Linked DNA regions of Homo sapiens: all the other regions are linked to region 1. A link is a loop called in an ENCODE intact Hi-C map of the cell type or tissue named here. Cell type or tissue: heart left ventricle. All regions are shown on one strand. Links, peaks and the distances in the headings refer to the core of each region. The heading gives the core; the rest is flanking DNA.

Region 1 (4,397 bases), core at 183-4,182:
GATAACACATACAAAAGACGATGGAGATTGGGAGCAGAGGCTGAAAGGTGTCAGGGAGGGTGTGGCAGCTGGTCTTAGCCCCATGTCTGTAAGGGACTGATCTGGGAATGCCAAGGCTCAATCTGGACAGCTCTATTTAGGCCTCGTATGTGCAGTGAGTCAGCAGGGAATCACTCAGAAATTGAGAAATGTCCCCATATGTTGGTTTATGGTGTTTTTACGTATTGGGGGCCTTACGGTAAGGTCCTGTGGCTAGAGATGAGATTGCTCCCCATCCAGAGGTAGAAAATGAAAGCTCAAGGGTAAGATTTTAGATAATATGGGATAAATGTCCCTCTGTTTAGGACTGGAGAAAAAAGAAGTTTAGACTCAAAATACAAGAGATATTTGCAAGGATATCCAAGTGCCAGCATTTTAAATTGACCCCTGCAATATGTTGGAAGGAGGGAGCTAAAAGCTCTATGCACTGCACGCTGGGGCTTTAGAAGGGGCTTGAGCCTGAGGACTCCCACAGTAACCATATCTAATAACCAGTATTAAGTCCTCTGAGCATTAATTCATTCTGTTCCCCAAAGCCATCATAAATGTCTCACACATTACAGCTCAATCTTCCCTATCACTATAGGAAAACATGGGAAGCATCTGAGCCTACACTTCAGACAAAGCTGTGCCAGGAGAATAGCCCCTGATGCCTGAAAAGAGTCTCTGGACAGGAAGAGGAGACCTTCAGAAGAGCCCAGTAGCAGCGCAAACCCAAACCAACATGCCATAGATAGACAGGTTTAGGGACAGGAAGAATTTCCCAGGGGTTCCAAGAGATTCATGAAAGGGAAACTGGGGAAGCCACTGGACCTCTGACAGTAATAAGGAAAGGAGACCTAGATTATTGTGGTTTGGATATTCATGGGAGGTGTGATCTTACAACCTGCTGATGTATGGGATATCTGGGTCACATAGGATTGTTGCAAGGTTGAAATGAGATAATGAATAAAAAGTTTTTAGCAAAACATCTGTTTTGTTTTTGAGACAAGGTCTCATTCTATTGCCCAGGCTGGAGGGCAGTGGTGCAATCTCAGCTCACTGAAACCTCTGCCTCCTGGGTTCAACTGATTCCCGTGTCAAGCCTCCTGAGTAGCTGGGATTACAGGCGCCTGCCACCACATCCGGCCAATTTTTGTATTCTTAGTAGAGACAGGGTTTTGCCATGTTGTCCAGGTTGGTCTCAAACTATTGGCCTCAAGTCATCCTCCCACCTTGGCCTCCCAAAGTGCTGAGATTATAGGCATGAACCACCGTGCCTAGCCAACATATGACTTTTTAATAGGATCTCAGGAAATGTCTATTGTAATTGATGTTATTGTTATTGACTATGGGATGGTATGTTAGGGGATTATGTAAGTGTGATGGACCAGAAGGTCATATAAGATATATTCACTAAGCAAATCCTGTAGGTACCCAGGCTTCTGCATATACCAAACAGCACCATTGTATGCACAGACAGACCAAAGCCAGACCCTTCCTTCAGAAAGGACTAGAAAGCCAACTTTCTACTTGTCACTTTCCCAGATATGGACAAGGTTGTAAACACGTGGAAGTATAATTTTTTTAGTGGCAAATTACAAATGCATTCAACAGAGCTGTTTCAGAAAGTCATGAGTCTGTGGGAGCAGGTACCAGCCTTAAATGGTGAATGCATTGAAGCAGTGGTAGCTCTGGGGGAGATGGTCCATTTTTCTTTCATTAGACTCCACCGTAACTTGGTATCTTTGTTTTTCTCCATGGGTTCTTAGGCTCAAAGCCAAAGATAGCCATTTGGCAGAAGCACAGGCCCTAGTGAAACATGTATTGAAAGCAGTCTTCTGTGTTTAAAGACATCTCCCTATACGACAATTGTCCTGGATGTCAGGCACTGTGTTGGAAGGCAAGCTGACACTTGACAGGTGACATAGGCAGTACTAATGGTAGAAATCTGATGAAGCAGAAAACAGAGTGGATTTAAGGAGCTGAGTGAACATCTAGCCAGAAGAAGCCAAGATACAGGGACACCAAGGGCAGAAGATCAGACTCCACATCAGCTTCTCAACATGCTACTCACACTCAATGGTTTACCAACAAGAAGCAGCAGGTGGCAGTGTCCCCCAACATTAGCGAGGCCACAGGTCAGGTGTGGAAGTGGACCAGCTGGGCCAGAAAGTATGAAGCATTCTGATAATACTAATACCTAATATTAATCAAGAAATATTTATCTAGCAGGCTCAACTTTAATGAACTAACTCACTTAACGTCACAACAACTGTATTTAATAGATCATGTCATGATCTCAGGCATGCTTATAGCTTCAGGGTGTTTGCACTTGAAGTTTCCTCTAATCAAAACACCATTTCCCAGGTATATGCATGGCTTACTCCTCATGGCATTCTGACCTTTGGTCAAATGTCATCTCCCCAGTGAACACTGTTCTGATCATGAAAATACTCTACCCCACTGCTTATTCCCTTGCCATCCTTTATTTTTCTGCACAGCTCTTATCTCCCGGAAGAAATGTATGTATTTGTGCATTGCTTATAACCCTTCTAGAACTTAACATTGCACAGTGGAAGGGAACGTTATCTGGTTTGTTGATGGCTATATCCTAGCCCCCAAAATGATACCCTTCCCAAATAATTAGCACAATAAACAGTTGTTGCATGATGAAATATCAATTTATAAAGAAAAAACTGAGTTACAATGAGTTTAAACAAATTACCTGAAGTCTCAAGTCATGCATGCAAAATCAGGCTTGGAATCCAGGCAGTGCGGCCCCGGGACCCCAGTTCTTGCCTGCTATCCATACTGCCTTGTGACTACTTCCTTACGTCATCATCTCAGTCCTGAGACAGAAACAGATCACCTGTGAGCAGGGGAGAAGCACATGGAGCACTGCTCTCTATGAAGGACTGGAAAAGGCCCATATCTGGCTTCCTAGGTCCTCTCTTCCCGCATGAGCCTCTATACATGCTGCTGCTGCTGGGAGGCTGTAGGCTTCTGGCTGGAGGGCAGACCCTGTCTATCTCTCTTTCTCTTGCTGAGCATGAGAGCAGGTAGGTGGGCTAAACCCCTCTGAAAACCTAGATACCAGCAATAGCCATACTGAGAAGAAAGGATGGCAGGACCTCTGTTTGCTACTGCATTTCTAGGCACCAGCCTGGAGTCTGGGGATGCTCTGGTTAAAATGCTTAGCCCCTGGTCCTATTGGCCATACTCAGATCAACCCCTGTGGAGTGTACTCCTGAGCCTCAGGACACAGCGGGCCTTTAGAACTCTCCTGAAGCCTAGGTTTCTCCTTTATTTCTAGTGAACTACCTAGAAAAGTTCGAGTCTATAGGCCTGTGATTTCAAGCTCTGGGTGTGCGCTTGTCTGAGGTATGGAGAAGCTTCCTGAAGAAACACATCAGTCAGTTACACTGGCCATTAAGGAATCTTCGGCACACCCAGCCACTGTAGCCTGAGAGGTAGGAAAGAGACTGAGAGACCGGTGCTGGGTAAGGCACAAAGGTGAGACAGAAAAACTCCACAGATTATGGTTTGTGTGATAAAGAAAGGGGCCAAAGCTCATACTTACATTTAAAACCAGGAACACAGTAGCAGCTGGGTAAAGAATATAATTAAGAATCAAGCAGTGGAAGAGAGGACAGGTATTCTTGACCAGAGCAAGGGCATTCAGGACATAGATGAGAACTAGAGCCCAGAGAGACTTACTGAGCGTGGGGTGTCACCACCATCCCTGTTAAAGCACACACTGTTAGCCTGGCCATGGTGGGAGAGTCATTGAAGAGGCAGAGTCAGCTGAAGGAACACTGAAGTTAAGGAGAGGGGCTCTAATAAACTTAGGAAAAAAAGAAAAAGTAAAGTGAGCATTTCTGGTCTTATTTTCATTTATTTATTTATTTGAAAGAGGGTCTGGCTCTGTTGCCGAGGCTGGAGTGCACACTCCGCCTCCCGGGCTCAAACCATCCTTCCAGCTCAGCCTCCTGAGTAGCTGGGACTACAGGCATGTACCACAGCACCTGGGTAATTTTTGTATTTTTTTTTTTTTTGATAGAGATTTTTTACCATATTGCTCAGGCTGGCCTCAAACTGCTGGGATGAAGAGATACTCACGCCTCCGCCTCCTAAAGTGCTGAGATTACAGGTATGAGCCACTGTGACCAGTCTATTTCTGTTTTTATATCTCCAAAACTCAAAAGACTTTTTACAGATTCTACTCTTCATGGATCACTACATTTCTTCGTTTATTCAACAACTGTATATTCAGAGCCTATTGTGCCAGTTGTTAAAGTAATTTATGGCTGAGGTGAACCCAACAAGCCACAGTGCTCCTTTTGTTTCTTACGTAAATCTTGCAAAAACATTTTTTC
Region 2 (4,000 bases), core at 1-4,000, 680 kb before region 1:
ATGCAAAGGCTCTAGCACAAAACAAAAAACAAAATATATATATACACATATACATATATATGTGTGTGTGTGTATATATATATATGGAGAGAGAGAGAGAGAGAGAGAGAGAGTGATTAGACTTTTAGACTTTTAACCTGGACATTTCTATGGTGAATTATTAAAAACAGTACTGAGTCATTTTTAGTTACATAGGTATATACAGCTAATTTTCCTTAATGTTTCAGTAGAGACTTATCCCAATAAAATTACTTCTAGACCTTAGCCATTGGGTGTTGTTACTAAGGAATTTTTAATAAGAAATAGCCAAGACTTTATATTAGAAATGGATGTACATATATTCATATCAGACATTTATTTTTAAATATCTTCTGCTAATCATTTCAATATCTTCAGAATTTAAAAGTGCCAGAGAGCAAGAAGCAATCATCTGGTAAATCACATCAATGGATTTACCTAAGTCTTTAAGGAAATTGAAAATCTATGTTAACATAATTTTTCTAGTTCCCCAGTAGAGGGCAACTTCTACACACTTTGACAGTTTAAAAAAAAATCTATGCACAGCACATTAGTATGAATCACTGCATGTTTAAAATAAAACAATATAACTTATGCTTATGAATGGATTTTCACTAACAGTAGCTTATAAAATGTCATGGAATTTTAAATTAGTAGTTAGGAATTGAATATATGTAATGAGTAATTAGCATTTTATGATTAATATAAGTATAATTGCAGGAACTTTAAAAGTAGCAACCATTAGGTCACTAAGATAGAATTATCAGGAATTTAAATAAAAGAGGGAAATGATCACAGTATTGTTCTTTAGTAACCATTTGGATTGAATTTCAATATAACTGAGTTCCAAATATAGCTAATATGTTGCATAAAATATTTTATTAAGAATAGGCAAAACCAAACCCCCCCAAAACCAAAAATGGCCATACACAAACATTTGAAAGTATAATTTAGAGTTTTTGATATTCTGTATTTTGAACTAACTTGAATCAGTGTTAGTGTTTTAATAACATCAGACATAAGAATGTAACCATGCACACATATGTTTATACATAAATAGGATAAAATTTCACCATAATACATCTCATTATTACATAGTATTCTATATAGTAGTTGGACACAATATAATATGTCCTCATTCATTCATTCAATGCTAATTTACTGAGCACTTATTATGTGCCAGATACAATTCCAGAAGTCAAGGATACAGTGTGACAAAAGTTCTCTGCCTTCTTGGGGCTTACATGTTCTATTAAAAAGTAATGTATGGTAAAGCCTTCTAAAAAGACAAATCTATGAGATGGATGCTAACCTTATAACACTAGTTTTTTATTTAAAAATTTGGCTTTGTTTTTAATACAGAAAATATTATAAGGAACAATGAAATGGTTCATAATCTTAAAACACAAATAACCCTTGTCGGCCTTAAACAAAGTTATACATGAATCTCATTAGAAAATTTTTAGTTGTATAGAAAAGTACAAAGAAAAATTGAAAATTTCTAGCTCCCTCTCAACTCAGAAACATTAGCAATTTCTTGTAATTCCTTACAGAAAAAAAACAGTATCCACCCATTCCTCTACCCACCTACTCATCCATCTAGCCTAGCGTTCTTAACTTATTCAAATTTATACAGTTTTCTTAAGATAATCATACTATACACAGTATTCTGTACATAGCTTTATCTTTTCCCACTTCTCTATATTTCCTGGAGCTCTTTCCATAAAAGAATATATAAGCACACCTCATTCTTTTATTTGACTGATTTTATTTTTTAATGTAGAAGTATTTTATCTATCTCTAAATATCTCACAATTCTAGTTTAAAAAGTGATTATACAGTTTTATCTGAAATTTATAAGAGCTGTTGTAGATAGTGTTAAAAGTATAAAGACTTAGAAATCATGACCTCCAAGAGGAAGCCTAAAAAATTACTTTTAATTTATTAGAGAACAGCAAATACAAGAAAAAAATAAGAAGAAATAAATATCTGTTTTGGACAAAAACCTTACCAATAGTTCTATTAGATCACACACAACGTAACAATCTTTTAAGAATGTCTTTATATGTGAATTAGAAATACTAGTGAATTTTTTTACCAGTAAATTTTAATAATAGTACTATTATTAAAATTTACAATCATCATTTTTTAGAGTTTCACTTAAATTTTTCAATAAAGCATGCAATAATTACTTTAGAGCATTCTATTTATAATACTACTTAAACCATATATTTGCTTCAGGGCCATATTTGATATTCAAATGTGATAAGAATTCTTAAATTTATAAAAATATTATGCAAAATAAAATACAGGGCACTAGGTGGTGCTGTGGGACCTTCCAGATAAACTAACACTGCAAAGGTATGCATTTGACAAATTAGTTGTGTGGTTGATTCTATATATTTAAATATACATTAAATATTTTTTATAGATAAAACAATGCACATAAATAAGAAGAGTAATATAATGAAAAAGCAAAGTTTTGATGGATGACCTCTTTGAGGAAGATACAACCCCGTTTCATAATCTCATACCCTAACTCCTGTGTTAAGCTATTAAAAAATCTTTATATAATAAATGTCATTTTTGAGGCATGCTTGTCAATCAACTATTATTTTCATTTACCTTTAAAGTTATTTTTTCATATGACCAAGAATTTAAAAGATGAATAATTATACATCCTTGTCAAACAATTTTCTATTAGGTGATTTCTTACAACACAGTACTGTAATCTTCTTGGGTTCTGTTTTTCTATTTTCCCCAGACATGACTGCTTGCTATAGAGCTACTAATTCAAATACTGACAGCCACCAGACTGGCAAGGTGAATGTGCAGATTGGGCCACAAGTAAAATAATAGGAAGTGAGGGCAACTTAGGAAACCCAGAATATAGAAAGCACATCTGTGGTCTGCATGTGGCCTGTGGGCCACTCATCTGTGACCTCTTAAGTCCAACATGTTCCTAACCATTTATCTATGAGTGACACATCTCAAAGATAACCTACAAATTTCAGTTCAAATGAAGGAGTGTAAATGCTTCTCAATTGTCCTTCTACAATGTTTAATCACTTATGTATGTCCTTCCTTAAAGAACAGAAAATATTAATGATGTGGGAGATAAACTAGTGGTCAAGAGCATTACTCGTCCATGATGAGCTACTGATTTAAAGAGAAGTACAGATTTAGTAGTCTTTTTATGGGCATGGTCTTCCTCTTCCCTGCAGGCACTTTCATGATTGTGAAGTACAATAATAAAGTACTTAATATTGAATTGATAGAAATATATGTTTAACATCAATAAAAAAAGGATAGAATTTATTCCCACTAGTAGTGATGGTGGAACTTAATATTACAGGTACAAGGTAAGAATGAAAATGAATTTTTAACAAATTCAACAAAACTCATCTAAAGGAATTTTTTAAACAAATTCAACAAAACTCATCTAAAGGAATGTTGTTCTTCGAGTCTGTCAATCAGAGAAGCAAAACTCATTTTTAAATGATGCATCATTCCAAATGTTTTTAGCTGCCCTCAGAAAGCGTTTGTGTGCTACATAAGAAAATAAGATAAAATCATGTCATTTCTGACCCGGAAGAGACCACAGAGATTAACAATCTCCCATTACTTTAGCTTCACCTCACAAATCAGTTCTTGAAAGATAAACACAGTTAAGTTGCAGTATCTAAGTGGGTCTTTGTTACAGAAAATGAAGTGACCGGATGCTCACGGGAAGCTATGCAGAAATCACAGTTTACTTTGAATGGAGACTATGCCTTACACCAGTAACCAATGCAAAAATATCACGTTTCAAGAATTTTCAATGTTGTCTAAACACTCACAGGAATCTCTACCAACACTACAAATCATTTGGAATTTTTAGAGGGTTTAATTGGTTCAAACAGATACACGGAAGAAGCGGTGAAAAGCAGAACTAGGTTAGAGCCACGCTGCCTGAATTCTTTTCATTTCACTTGTAGACTAC
Region 3 (4,397 bases), core at 86-4,085, 78 kb after region 1:
CTTTAATTATCATTATGAGGGCCTTTATACACATTCATGAATTAACACCAGAAAAGGATAGTGCTATTTTGTAATACTAGTCTTCGTTATATTTTCATATCATTTTTAAATACAAAAATATAATATTAGAGAAAGAAAAAAAACTAATGAGGTCACTTAATTCAAATGAGCCAAGGCAAATAATATTTGAACAGTGATTAATTGGTCTAAAGCTATCACCTTAAACCAAAGAGTTAATAATGATCCAGAACAAATAATGACAGAAATATATATTTATTTAGATATATATATCTGTATATGTGTGTACATACGTGTATATGTGTGTATATACGTGTATATACACACATATACACGTATATATGTATATATACGTGTATATACACACATATACACGTATATACACACATATACACGTATATATATACGTGTATATATACACACATATACACGTATATATATACGTGTATATATACACACATATACACGTATATATATACGTGTATATATACACACATATACACGTATATATATACGTGTATATATACACACATATACACATATACACGTATATATACGTGTATATACACACATATACACGTATATATACGTGTATATACACACATATACACATATGTATATATACGTGTATATACACACATATACACATATGTATATATACGTGTATATACACACATACACATGTGTGTACATACACACAAGTGTATGTACACACATACACACGTGTACATACACACAAGTGTATGTACACACATACACACGTGTGTACATACACACAAGTGCATGCACACACATACACACGTGTGTACATACACACAAGTGCATGCACACACATACACACGTGTGTGTACATACACACAAGTGCATGCACACACATATACACATATATACATACATATACACATGTGTATATACACATGTGTATATACATACATATACACATGTGTATATACACATATGTGTATATAGATACATATACACATATGTGTATATACACATAAGTGCATATACATACATATACACTTATGTGTATATACACATAAGTGTATATATGCGTGTATATACGTATATAAACACATATGTGTATATATGTGTGTGTGTGTATATATATATAGACAGAGAGAGAAAGGGAGAGAGACAGACACAGAGAAAGAGAAAGTGACAGGGAGAAAAAGAGAAGAGGGAAAATGGGAAATGACAAAGAAAAATACTACTTCACATAGCTGATGGGACCCTCAAAATTATCCGAAATGATAATGACATTTTATGTTATACATCCTAGTATTTAACAGAATAACAATAGAGACACATCCTTCTGCAATGTCTGAAATTATTCCTGCAGAAATCCACCCCTCCCCAGTGCAAGGATCCCCATTCTGAGAAACACACAGGAATGGCAACCCATGTGCGAGCCATCTTTCTCATCACATCAATCCCAACTCACACGTGGGTCTGATCACCTTTCTTTCAGACACACAGGGTGAATGAATATTAATTACAATTGTTAAAGCCCTACTATCTTTACAATGAATTCAACTTTCTAGTAATTGAGATATTTGAGTATTTTTAATGAAGACCATTTTGCTAAAATAAAAAAAAAAGTGTGGCAATTTTAAATTAAGTTGACTTAAAATTCATATTATTTGAAGGATTCTGTTGCTAAAGGAATTAAGGACACGAAGACCACTTCCAAACTTGTTGATAATCAGAAGCAGATGGAGGTGCTATTAAAAACTCAGATACCCATGCCCACATCAGAGCTACTAAATCAGAATCTCTGAGGACGGGTTCCTGGAATTTTATTTATTTATTTAGCTTCCAGATTTGGAAATCACTGCTCCAGGATGTTGCAAAATCAAGAGAGATGTTAAATGATTTGAATGAAAACATATTTCAACATCTGGGCAGTTCTCTGTAGCCACAAAGACTAGAAGAGCCGAGGCCACACCATCTCCAAATGCACCAGGTACAAATGTCTGTTATCCAAAAATGCACAGAAATAGAATACTGTGTAGTACACTTTTTAGGTAAATGAATTGAAAAATCATAATTTAATATGCTGTACCTTGTTCCCATTGTACAGAGTGATGTATTTAAATTACTAGCTTTTGCATTTTTACTTTTTAAAATTGGTTGTTGGAAAATTAAATCTGTCTTGCTTATTGGGAGTCAAAGCTGCAACATAAAAGAACAATGTTGCCATCTAGTGGTCAATTGAAGACATTAATGAATCAGACCATTGCGAGAAGTTTCAAGTTGAAGGAAAAGACAGCTCAGGAAATAATGTAAATATATTTCATAAACCTAAGACCTGAAACTACAAATATTCTAGAAGGTAACATTGGAAAAACCCTTCTAGACATTGGCTTAGGCAAGGATTTCATGACCAAGAACCCAAAAGCAAATGCTATAAAAACAAAGATAAATAGCTCTAATTAAAGAGCTTTTGCACAGCAAAAGGAACAGTCAGCAGAGTAAACAGACGACCCACAGAGTGGGAGAAAATCTTCACAATCTATACATCTGACAAAGGACTAACATCCAGAATCTACAACGAACTCAAACAAATCACTAAGAAAAAAACAAACAATCTCATCAAAAAGTGAGCTAAGGACATGAATAGACAATTCTCAAAAGAAGATATACAAATGGCCAACAAACATGTGGGAAAATGCCAACATCACTAATGATCAGGGAAATGCAAATCAAAACCACAGTGTGATACCACCTCACTCTTGCAAGAATGGCCATAATCAAAGAATCAAGAAACAGTAGATGTCAGTGTGGATGCAGACATCAGGGAACACTTCTACACTGCTGGTGGGAATGTAAACTAGTACAGCCACTGTGGAAAACAGTGTGCAGATTCCTTAAAGAACGAAAAGTAGAACTGCCATTTGATCCAACAATCCCACTACTGGGTATCCACCCAGAGAAAAAGAAGTCATTATTTAAAAGGTACTTGCACACGCATGTTTATAGCAGCACAATTCACAACTGGAAAATTGTGGAAACAACCCAAATGTCCATCAATCAATGAGTGGATAAAGAAACTGTGATATATATATATATATATGATGGAATACTAAGCAGCCATAAAAAGGAATGAATTAACCGCATTTTCAGTGACCTGGATGAGATTGGAGACTATTATTCTAAGTGAAGTAACTCAGGAATGGAAAACCAAACATCTACGTTCTCACTGACATGTGGGAGCTAAGCTATGAAGCTGCAAAGGCATAAGAATGATACAGTGGACTTTGGGGACTTGGGGGGAAGAGTGGGAGGGGGGCGAGAGATAAAAGACTACAAATATGGTGCAGTGTATACTGCTCAGGTGATGGGTGCACCAAAATCTCACAAATCACCACTAAAGAACTTACTCATGTAACCAAATACCACCTGTACCCCAATAACTTATGGAAAAATAAAAAAATTCAATAAATAAATAATAAAATAATTGCTTATACCATTTCCTTGATGATGCTAGGAAATTTTACCAGTTTAACTCCATTTACCACCAACTCATCTTTTGTATTATTGTCATGCATTTTGAACTTCATAGATATTTTTATTCTCAAAATAAATTGTTTTTGCACAGTCATTAAAAAAATTTAGTAAAAAAAATTCTATTATTGAGGGGATTTCTCCCAACTACAGATGCTACTACCACCAGACCCCCTTAATCTTCATGCTAGTTTCTAGCTCTAAAATCAAAGTATTGGTCAGTTGACAACAAGGTTGTGTTTCATTTGACTCTAACAATAGTATGACAAATCCTCTCATGTTTGTGTATTTGTGAAGGTTCTAAGGTAGATGTTAATACCGGGAGTTTCTCAAATCATCAGTGATACCACCCTTTGAAGCTATGGCTGGGCTACTAGTTTCTTCCAATTACTCAAGCTGCCAAGGAAGCTGTGAGCCTTTGAAAGGGAGATTTCAGCCCCTTCCCCACTTCTGACATCTTAGGGGGTCACATTGCTGCTCCAAGTATTCTCTCTAGAAGCCATCCTAGACTGAGCCTGCCTATGTTCCAAGGACTCAGCTGTGTGAGGGAGTTGGCCTCCCAAATCATCTGGATGAGGAAGACTTTCATGTCTGCACATGCACACTTGACCATAGATATTAGTGCACATATGATCAGCAAGTAAGGAAAGGAATAAATCAAAGAGGTATATTATAAGTAATTTTAGTCATTTTAATTTTAAATAATTGGTTTCATCTAAGTGATCTCAATTAGGTCATGATATGTCTTAAGTTGAATGTTACTCTAGCTTAATTTTTTTGTTTCTGAGAGTTCCAAGACTGGTCTGAGGACAGCCATCTTTAATAGATGGTGTGTCTTTGAAAGGTGGAGTGTATAACATTATATTTCAAAA
Region 4 (4,397 bases), core at 141-4,140, 570 kb after region 1:
GTATGCACAACTGATAAACATAAATATACATATGAATATATACTATACATAAGATAAATAATAAATTAAACATAAATGTAGTGATAAATAAATATGCATACGGATATTAATTAAATATACAAAATATTTAAATGCCAACTCTACCCACCTGAATTTTACTTTTAATTTCAGAGCCTTGATTCCAATGCTAATTTCATTAAGCATGTCTATAACTGGGTTGCAAGAATGGTATATGCTGAACGGTAAATGCTGTACAAATTAACTTAAACACGTTTTGCATTACATTCTCATAGAGGTATTTAATATGGGTAAACTGGTGTTTTGTGTGTGTGTGTGTGTGTGTTCCAGTTAATGAAGAAAGGAGGAAGGAAAGTATCACACATTGAATACCTATTGTACGCCAAGGGCTGAACACGTTACTATTTAAATGCTCTCAACATCTCCGAGCTAAATATTTTAATCCCCATTTACAGAAAAATAAAAATAAAAAACTAGGCTAGAGAATATAAACAGCAGAATGCTGGCATACCATTGGCAAGTGGAGAAAATGCATTTAGAATTAGCTGATCAATGGGTGGAGAAAAAAGCCAAAGGCCACACCCATGTGTTTAGAAAATGAAATGAAAGTCTCTTCCCAGAGAGAATCTTTTTTTCCCCAAAAAACCTGATGCTATCATTTCCCTTAATTTTTCATTAACCTCAATAATTCTTTGCCATATTTTTCCAAAAATGAAACAGGACTATTACCTCCCAATGTGGGAAAATAAAATGTTCTATGAATTTTTATCTTGTTATTTATACAACAAGCCTTTGGAAACCAGTTAAGTGCTTGAACCAGTTAAGTATTTGGGTGGGACATTTAAAAATAAATCAAGCTAAATAAAGAAGTGTTAAAGTTCATAGAGCAAAGAAAAAGTTATAATCCTTAGCTGAAAGATACTAGGAGACATAGCCATCTATGGGGGTTAAAGATTTAAATTTAAAAATAATAATAATAAAGAGAAGCTCCTTCAAATAAATGCAGGAGGAAATTGAGAATCAACATCAGGACAGCTCATTTGACCTTACGGATATATTTTACTGGTGACTTTCTGGTTTTCAAAACTGTTTCTGATTTTTTTAACTTGTTAATGGCTCCAATTTGCCAGCATATTTCCCAGTTCCCCTGTATTCCACTCAGTAAATCTTGTTCATTTTCAGCTTTTATTTTCTTGTTCAGTCCCTAATAACGGACAATTTGTAAGGAAGCAAACTAAAACACTTGGATTAAATAATGCATTTTTTTTCATTATGCTGATGGGTTCATTTTCAAAACAAATGTAAGCTTCATAATTTACTGATATTTCGTGATTTTTACCTTATTTCTGTGAGGATTTCTTTCTCATGGACTTCTGTCTTTGCCATTGACAAAACTCCTAATAATACCACCCAAATCCTAAAAGGGGTTAAACTTCAAGTGACTGATGTTCTGAAAGTGACATGATCAAAAAATAGTCTCATCCAGAAATTTAGATTTGTGACTTAAGTTATCAGAAGAGTTTCCAAAACTCCAAACAGCCTGCATTAATTCTGGCTTTTTTGGTTTTCTGTTAGTCTGCCTCTGTTTTTATACTAAAAGGGTATACAGAAATTTGTGTGCATTGCTCATCCTGAGTTGAATTCCTATGAAGTAGAGCTGAGTACAGAAATGTCTTTCACTTCAAAGGGCATACTGTGGGGTGCAAAGAAAGGCAGGCTTGGGTCCTTCCAGCCAAACATTGCCCTCTGGCACTCATGCTCAACTCCCCAGGGATACAAGAGGGCAATCTCCGGCCCTTGTAGCTCTAGGTAACATTTCCCACAACCCCTGACTCATAAATATTGACATTTGGGAAAAATAAGACCAAAAAAGAAAAAAGGGCTTTTTCAAAACAAAAAAAAAACTGTTTTTAAGATGAAGTGTTTATATATTTTCTAAAGCCTGGTTTATACCTAAGCTATCACTATAATTTTTAAATAAAATATACCTCATCTTGGGATTTTAAAAAAATAGTATTATCCATCAACCACTAGAGAATATAGGAAAGAAAACTTTCAGCACGGTTTTTATTTATTTATTTTATATTTTTCCATCCGGAAAATAACAGGACTGAGTTGAAAGCAATTTTTTCTAAAAGTAGCAATAGCAACATTCTCAGATAAAATCTTTTTTGCTGAATATCAACGTTTAAATTATAGTGAATTTGAAGTTATTTATTTTCAGCAAAAGCTTTTCTTTTTCCTTTTAAATATTTGTCTCCACCCCTCTTTGCTTCAAAAAACAGAAATGATGTGACAACTGAGACCTTCGAGAATTCCTTAGACCCCAGCCTGTTTTCATTGTGGAACTACAGCGCGACCTGGTGGTAGTTGCTGTTTTTAGCATGGTTTATGAATAAATGGTCAAAGTTTCAAAACCAAAACAAAGGAAAGCCTTGTGTTTAGACTTTTAGAAAATATAGTATCAGGAAAGAAAACAGTGGGATGGCTCTCTTAGAATCATAATTACAGATAGAACTTTTTTTAAGTTTTTTAACTATAATATACTTTTTTTTCCCTTAGGGTGTCGCTCTGTTGCCCAGGCTGGAGTGCAGTGGCGTGATATGAGCTCACACCGCAACCTCCGCTTTCTGGCTCAAGCCATCCTCCAGCCTCAGTTCCCGAGTAGCTGGGACCACAGGCACGAGGCACCACACCCACTTCTTTTTTATTTTTTCTTTTGTATTTTTTTGTAGAGATAGGGTTTCACCATGTTGCCCAGGCTGGTCTCCAACTTCTGAACTCAAAGAGATCCGCCCACCTCGGCCTCCCAAAGACCTAGGATTACAGGCGTGAGCCACTGCGCCTGACCAAATATATCTTTTAAGAATAAATAATCTAGTAAGGTTATTGATGAGTCATTATATCACCTGATACAATTTTTAACATTCATATATTTTCAGGAATATGAATTTTCAGTCATATTTCCTCTTTTTAACTACTTTTACAGTTCTCTAAACAATGCTTCAAAAACATTAACAGAAAAAAATATTTAATCAGTGATACAAGAGAAGACTGTTTTATATGCTTTTCTTTGACAACTAGCAGCACATTGATGCAAGAGTTTATAGACAAAATGGTGATTCATAGTAACTGTAATCTTCTCTGTGTTTATTGTACTTTACACCCATCTTATCTAATCCTCTCAACCACCCTGTTAAATTCAGAATCAGTATCTCCATTCTACAGATTAGAAAACTGAGGCTTCAGGATATGAAATAACTTGTTCAAGGTCACTCCTCTGGTGAGTGACAGAATGGACTCAACCCTGGGCCTGCCTGCTCCAATGCCTAGGCATAGGGTCAGGCTGGTGATAGGCCCTTTTTAAAGATTGGCTGATTCAATGAGCAAATGCATCTACTGTGAGAATATTAAAGGTAAGCCTGGACTGGATCCAAAGTCTTCTGACTTGATAACCAGTAAATCTTCCAGTAAAGTTTAGACATATTTTGAACTTTCTCTTGTTTCTGCCTGCAGTTGCACTCTCCTGAGCCTGCTAAGTCCCCACTATTTTCTACAAAAGAACAAAGAAAAAATACCAGGCGAGAGTGACCCATAGCCTGAGCCCCAGGCTGTTTTACCCACGAGGCCCTAGCAGGGGATCTTTTCCACTTTTGTGCCATAGATCCCTTTGGAAGCCTAAGTGAAGCTCCTGGAACTTTTTTAAAATGCCCCACAAAGAAAGCCAACTATTTTAAAATAAAATTTTCAAAAAACTTTTAAAAACTCGGCCGGGCGCAGTAGCTCACGACTGTAATCCCAGCACTCTGGGAGGCTGAGGTGGATGGATCACTGAGGTCAGGAATTTGAGACCAGCCTGGCCAACATGGTGAAAACCCATCTCTACTAAACACACACACACACACACACACACACAAAATTAGCTGGGTGTGGTGGCACACGCCTGTGATCCCAGCTACTTGGGAGGCTGAGGCAGGAGAATCTCTTGAGCCCAGGAGGCGGATGTTGTGGTGAGCTGAGATTGCACCACTGCACTCCAGCCTGGGTAACAGAGCAAGAGTCATCTCAAAAAAAAAAAAAAACTTTAAAATACTAATTTGTAAATATGTGCTTATTTATTAATGCATTTAATAACAAGATTTAATAACAATGTCACAACTATATATTCAAAGTAGCAATTAGTATAAATGATGTTTTGGGATATTCGTAATCCCTGTAATGTGACATGAATATATCTATTGTTTCTATTGGTGAGAGAGATATTGTTAATATTAATGTGATGTATGGCCTATATTCTTTAATAAATAAAATTACAAATTTCAGTTTGAAGTTAATGAAAACAGATTTTTTTCATCCAAGTTCATGGACCTTCTTACCCT
Region 5 (4,397 bases), core at 212-4,211, 580 kb after region 1:
GACCCACAGACAATAATACAACAGGCTTTAGGACACGCCTCTCTTGAAGTACTTAAAAGTGAGTTGAGAATACACAACACTTATACATGAAAAAATAACTCATGACACAAGAGAGTAAGGGAAATGTGTGACAGGCAGCTCAGAGAAGAATCCCTATGGAGTTCAGAAGAGAGATAAGGGTCAACTGGGAATATTAGAGAAATCTCATGGGTGGCTGGACTTAGGCTGAGCCGGAGTGAATGAGTTAGATTCAAATGGGAGACTCAGGGAAAGGAGAGAGTTGTGAGTGAGAAGGATGAGTAGGCACCGTGCAGAAGCAGCACTGGGCATGTTTACTGTGACTGTAAACAGAAAGATGGCCTGAGGACAGGATAGCAGGAACCAGGCCATATTATAGAGGCCTGGGGATGCCAAGAGCTATGGTTTGAATATGTGTCCCCTCCAAAACTCATATTGAAATTTAATCCATTGTGGCAGGATTGAGAGGTGGGGCCTTAGGGAGGTGATTAGATCATGAGGGCTCCATCCTTATCAAGGAATTAATCCGTTCATGGATTAAGGGGTGAATGGAGTAATGGGTTATCACAGGAGTGGACTCCTGACTTTATAAGAAGAGAAAGACCTGAGCTAGCACATTCAGCCCCTTGCCAAGTAATGCCCTGCACCACCTTGAGACTCTGCAGAGAGTCTTCATCAGCAAGAAGGCCCTCACCATATGCAGTCCCTTGACCCTGAACTTCTGAGCTTCTATAACTGTAAGAAATACGTTCTTTTTCTTTATAAATTATTCAGTTTCAGTTATTCTGTTATAAACATAAGATTATTGATTAAGACACCAGGTAAAAAATATGGAGTTCATCTGAATATATATGTGGAGCAAATGCAGGCTGTGAAAGTAGAAAATTGACATGATCAGAATAAGATTTTATCAGATTCATCCGGCAGTAGAGGGCAGGATTGCTTGAAGTAAAGAGAATAGTTAGTAGACTCCTGACAGGCTATGCCTATGGTAATAAAGATCTAACCCAGAATAATGAACAGGAAGGTGTAAACTACATTACAAAGCAAGAGTTGTCAAATCTGAGTCACTGATGGGTCAGAGAGGAGAAAGAATAAAGAAAGCTCCTTTACTGTACCTGGATAATGGGGAAAATGGAAACATGAACAAGAAACTAGAAAGTTGTACATAAGAAAATGACTAAAATAACTCAATATATCATCATTTCCCTAAAAATTATACATTGGGAAGATTTTTCTGAATGATGTGGAATTATGGATGTGTTCCCCCTTGGTGGACAAAAGTAACTCAAACCTTTCGGTGAGGAGCTATCTCTCCTCCACTCTCCTCAGCCCTCTCCATGACCTTATAGAACTAAAGCCAATAGTTACTGAGTGTAGAAGATATCTGCTGTTTCTGCCTGCTAAACATCCCCTCCCCCTGCACCTGGAAACACCATTTGTATTTCTTGTAGAGATTGCATTCCATGCAGCACAGGTGCAGTTGGACCCATTCTACCCCGCCCCCATCAATCTCCTCCTACCCCTTGTCCAGCTACAAAAAAGGGCACATAGCCCAGACCTGGCCAATTTGTTTACCCCATGCCATGTGCATAGCACAGTGATTCAGAAAGAGGTATGTGGCTGGAGCCAAGCCAATCACTATCCATGAAATTATTCTAGAGAAGTAACAGGAAGCACTTCTTTCTGCAACAATTAAAGTCCATATTAGGAGGTAGGAGCTCAAAATTAACACTGAAAGATTACAGAATGAGATGCAGACTAGGAAAGGGCCTGGCTAAAACTGGAGAAGAGAAACTCTCTCAGGCCTGCCTCTCTGTAGACCAGTCTGTTCCACTGTAGGAAACCTAACTGCTGACAATCCCCAATTTGTTGTCGGTGTCAGGGAAATCTGAGACAACACGTGTACCCAGCCACACTATGAACCCCTAGACCCAGCCACATCTGAACTTGGCTGAGCTTCTGAACTTTCCAACTACGTCAACAAATTTTTTTTCTTTAAGGAAATAAAATTAAATTTGGATCACTTGCTACCAAAAAAAAATGTTTAATGTAGCTAGCTTTACTAGCTTGTTATCAAAATGTGTTCTGCTTGTGCCCACAGCTCAATCTTAAAAATCACATTCCTGAAGTTCTTCCTTCCTTGACCACCCCAAGTATGTTACTCCTCCCCTCTCTCTGCCTTCCATGCCTAGTTTGTTTGCAGTTACCTTGAGGAACTTGTAAAAGGTTGCTCTAGTTGCACACCCTCCTATGTGAGGCCAATAACAAAGGAAGATCTCCAAAACACCTTCCAAAAAAGCAAAGCCACAAATGGCCAAGCCCAGATGACAATCACAGTCCCAGCTAATATCTTTATTGCATCCGAGTAAATACCTGGCAGAGAAGCCAGCCATGCCGTGCCCCAACATCTGACCTACAGAAACTGTTAGATAATAAATATGGGTTACTTTAATCCATTAAGTTTCTGGTAATTTGTGACTTAGCAATAGAAAACTTATAGAGGACAGATGCAACAACTTGTCCCTCACCTCGGAAGGGATATTTTCACACGCCCAAAATGAGTAGGCCCTTAGAAAATTGGAATGGAGACAAATTGGCAGATTCCAGTGAAGTTGGGGACCTGAACCTCTAAATTTGGTTGAGCCTTCTTTGTCAAGAGAAGCAGCTCTTCCAACTGTGTTTAAGGAAGTTAGTACACCTTGGTCTGAAGAACTTTCCTGGTATACTGCGGAGGAAGGTATCAAGCCTTAGGAAGATTGGACTTGGAGCTCCATCCTCAAACACAAATACAAAAGCCTTTAAAGAGACTATTGAACCAGCTATTCCAAACACATCAGGTTAAATAACTGTTAAAATAAAATAAAACAAAATAAAAAATGGTGTGAGTGTGTGTGTGCGCGTGAGCGTGCATGCACATGCACACATTTCCTGGTGATTCTGCTTCTCTGGCTCAATCTATAGTGGTAAAGTTGAGGACATTGTCACTAATCCATGTTCAAAGTGCATCCACCTTACCCCAAGGCTTGATGTTCTCATAATGTACCTTCCTTAAAGTGTCATTTTCTACCTGCCTGGGAAAGGCACAAGTCACATCTATCTTTCTCAATTTGGTTCAAGAATTTCAGGACATATTAGGCAATTTTAATAAAATCACTATGAGTTATCATCAATCTGTCCTTTATATATACAAAGAATGTTGACCGGGCACGGTGGCTCATGTCTGTAATCCCAGCACTTTGGGAGGCCAAGGTGGGTGGATCACGAGGTCAGGAGTTCAAGACCAGCCTGGCCAAGATGGTGAAACCCCGTCTCTACTAAAAATACAAAAAAATTAGCCGGGCATGGTGGCGGGCACCGGTAATCCCAGCTACTTGGGAGTTTGAGGCAGAGAATTGCTTGAACCCGGGAGGCAGAGGTTGCAGTGAGCCGAGATCACACCACTGCACTCCAGCCTGGGAGACAGAGCGAGACTCTATCTCAAAAAAAAAAATGTTGCAAGAAAATCTAAAATTTGTTTCCTTTAAAAACATTGTATAAAGTCAAGTGCAGTGGCATGCACCCGTAGTCCCAACTACTTTGGAGGCTGAGGTGGGAGGATCTCATGAGCCCAGAAGTTCAAGGCCAGCCTGGGAAACATAGCAAGCCCTGTCTCAAAAAGATTATTATCACTATTATTATTATATATTTTCTCAAAGTGTTGCCTTGATGTTTCCCTTTATTTTGTGTCCTTTTGTTTAAGAATGCAAAATATCTAAGATTGCAAAATATCTAAGATTGCTATCATTTCGGCTTGTGAAAGAAACACAAACTAGCTATAGCAGTTAGGGTTAAATCAGAGAAGCAAAGCCACTAGATTATTATGGGAATAAAAGATTTATTATAGGAATTTAGATCTCACACAAATGTGAGAGCAGCTGAGAAAGTGAAAGTCAGAGAATTTAAGAAAGAGTCATAAATGAATCCTCTGAAAGCACTGGCATGAGTAGGTAAACTGGAGCTTTCAGGGAAATCTGCGACACCAGATATACCCAGCCACTTTAGTGAGATTGCAAAGCGGGAGCTCTCAGAGAGGTCTACGGGAAGATGTTCCCTCTGTGTAGCTACCACCTCTATGGGTTTGCAGCCAAGCATCTGGGTAAGGGGGAGGAGGGAGTAGGTCTGCTTTTGGTGAGTTGGGCTGGCAATCAGGAAGCCGAGCTGGACAGTGTGGAGGAGAGGAAGAACAAGTGTGGACCCAGACACCTCTGTGTCTATCTATCTGACCATGAGACCTTCCAAGAATAATGGTCGTTGCTTCTTTTCCACCTTCCAAATCTCGTGCATCTTCCTCTATGGCCAACTCTAACCCAGAACCATGCATGGAATGTAATTCCCAG

What was found. Hi-C counts contacts between places; a loop is a spot of excess contacts. Peaks named below come from ENCODE experiments on the same cell type or tissue, not always from the same donor. Only the 100,000 strongest peaks of a DNase experiment are listed, where the experiment ranks them.
Region 2: a loop joins it to region 1, with 4 times the contacts of the local background. A loop is called at or near these places in 7 of 110 quality-filtered maps.
Region 3: it touches region 1 in a loop (10-fold over the local background); 88 of 110 quality-filtered maps call a loop at or near these places.
Region 4: it touches region 1 in a loop (19-fold over the local background); 54 of 110 quality-filtered maps call a loop at or near these places.
Region 5: it touches region 1 in a loop (7-fold over the local background); 54 of 110 quality-filtered maps call a loop at or near these places.

The regions. Positions count from the first base shown.
Region 1 is chr4:147,017,124-147,021,520 of GRCh38, forward strand. It overlaps LOC105377475 (a long non-coding RNA gene), which reads right to left and starts at 3,882. Exons shown (of 5, transcript XR_939315.3): 1 at 3,739-3,882; 2 at 2,747-2,870. In heart left ventricle, for the core only: a CTCF peak has its summit at 2,137 (motif pointing right); a DNase peak (open chromatin) is centred at 2,138.
Region 2 is chr4:146,340,450-146,344,449 of GRCh38, forward strand. The region is part of intron 5 of SLC10A7 (solute carrier family 10 member 7); the gene reads right to left. Among named protein-coding and RNA genes, the nearest start is that of MIR7849, 66 kb to the right of the region's middle. In heart left ventricle, for the core only: CTCF peaks have their summits at 509 (motif pointing right) and 2,346 (motif pointing right); no DNase peak of the experiment used is centred there.
Region 3 is chr4:147,094,988-147,099,384 of GRCh38, forward strand. LOC105377476 (a long non-coding RNA gene) reads left to right here. Exons shown (of 3, transcript XR_939316.3): 3 at 1,834-2,312. Among named protein-coding and RNA genes, the nearest start is that of TTC29, 150 kb to the left of the region's middle. In heart left ventricle, for the core only: a CTCF peak has its summit at 2,231 (motif pointing left); no DNase peak of the experiment used is centred there.
Region 4 is chr4:147,588,089-147,592,485 of GRCh38, forward strand. All of the region lies in intron 3 of LINC02507 (long intergenic non-protein coding RNA 2507), which reads left to right. Among named protein-coding and RNA genes, the nearest start is that of LINC02507, 21 kb to the left of the region's middle. In heart left ventricle, for the core only: a CTCF peak has its summit at 2,384 (motif pointing left); a DNase peak (open chromatin) is centred at 2,378; H3K4me3 peaks cover 282 bases.
Region 5 is chr4:147,595,576-147,599,972 of GRCh38, forward strand. No RefSeq gene overlaps it. Among named protein-coding and RNA genes, the nearest start is that of TMEM184C-DT, 19 kb to the right of the region's middle. In heart left ventricle, for the core only: no CTCF peak of the experiment used is centred there; no DNase peak of the experiment used is centred there.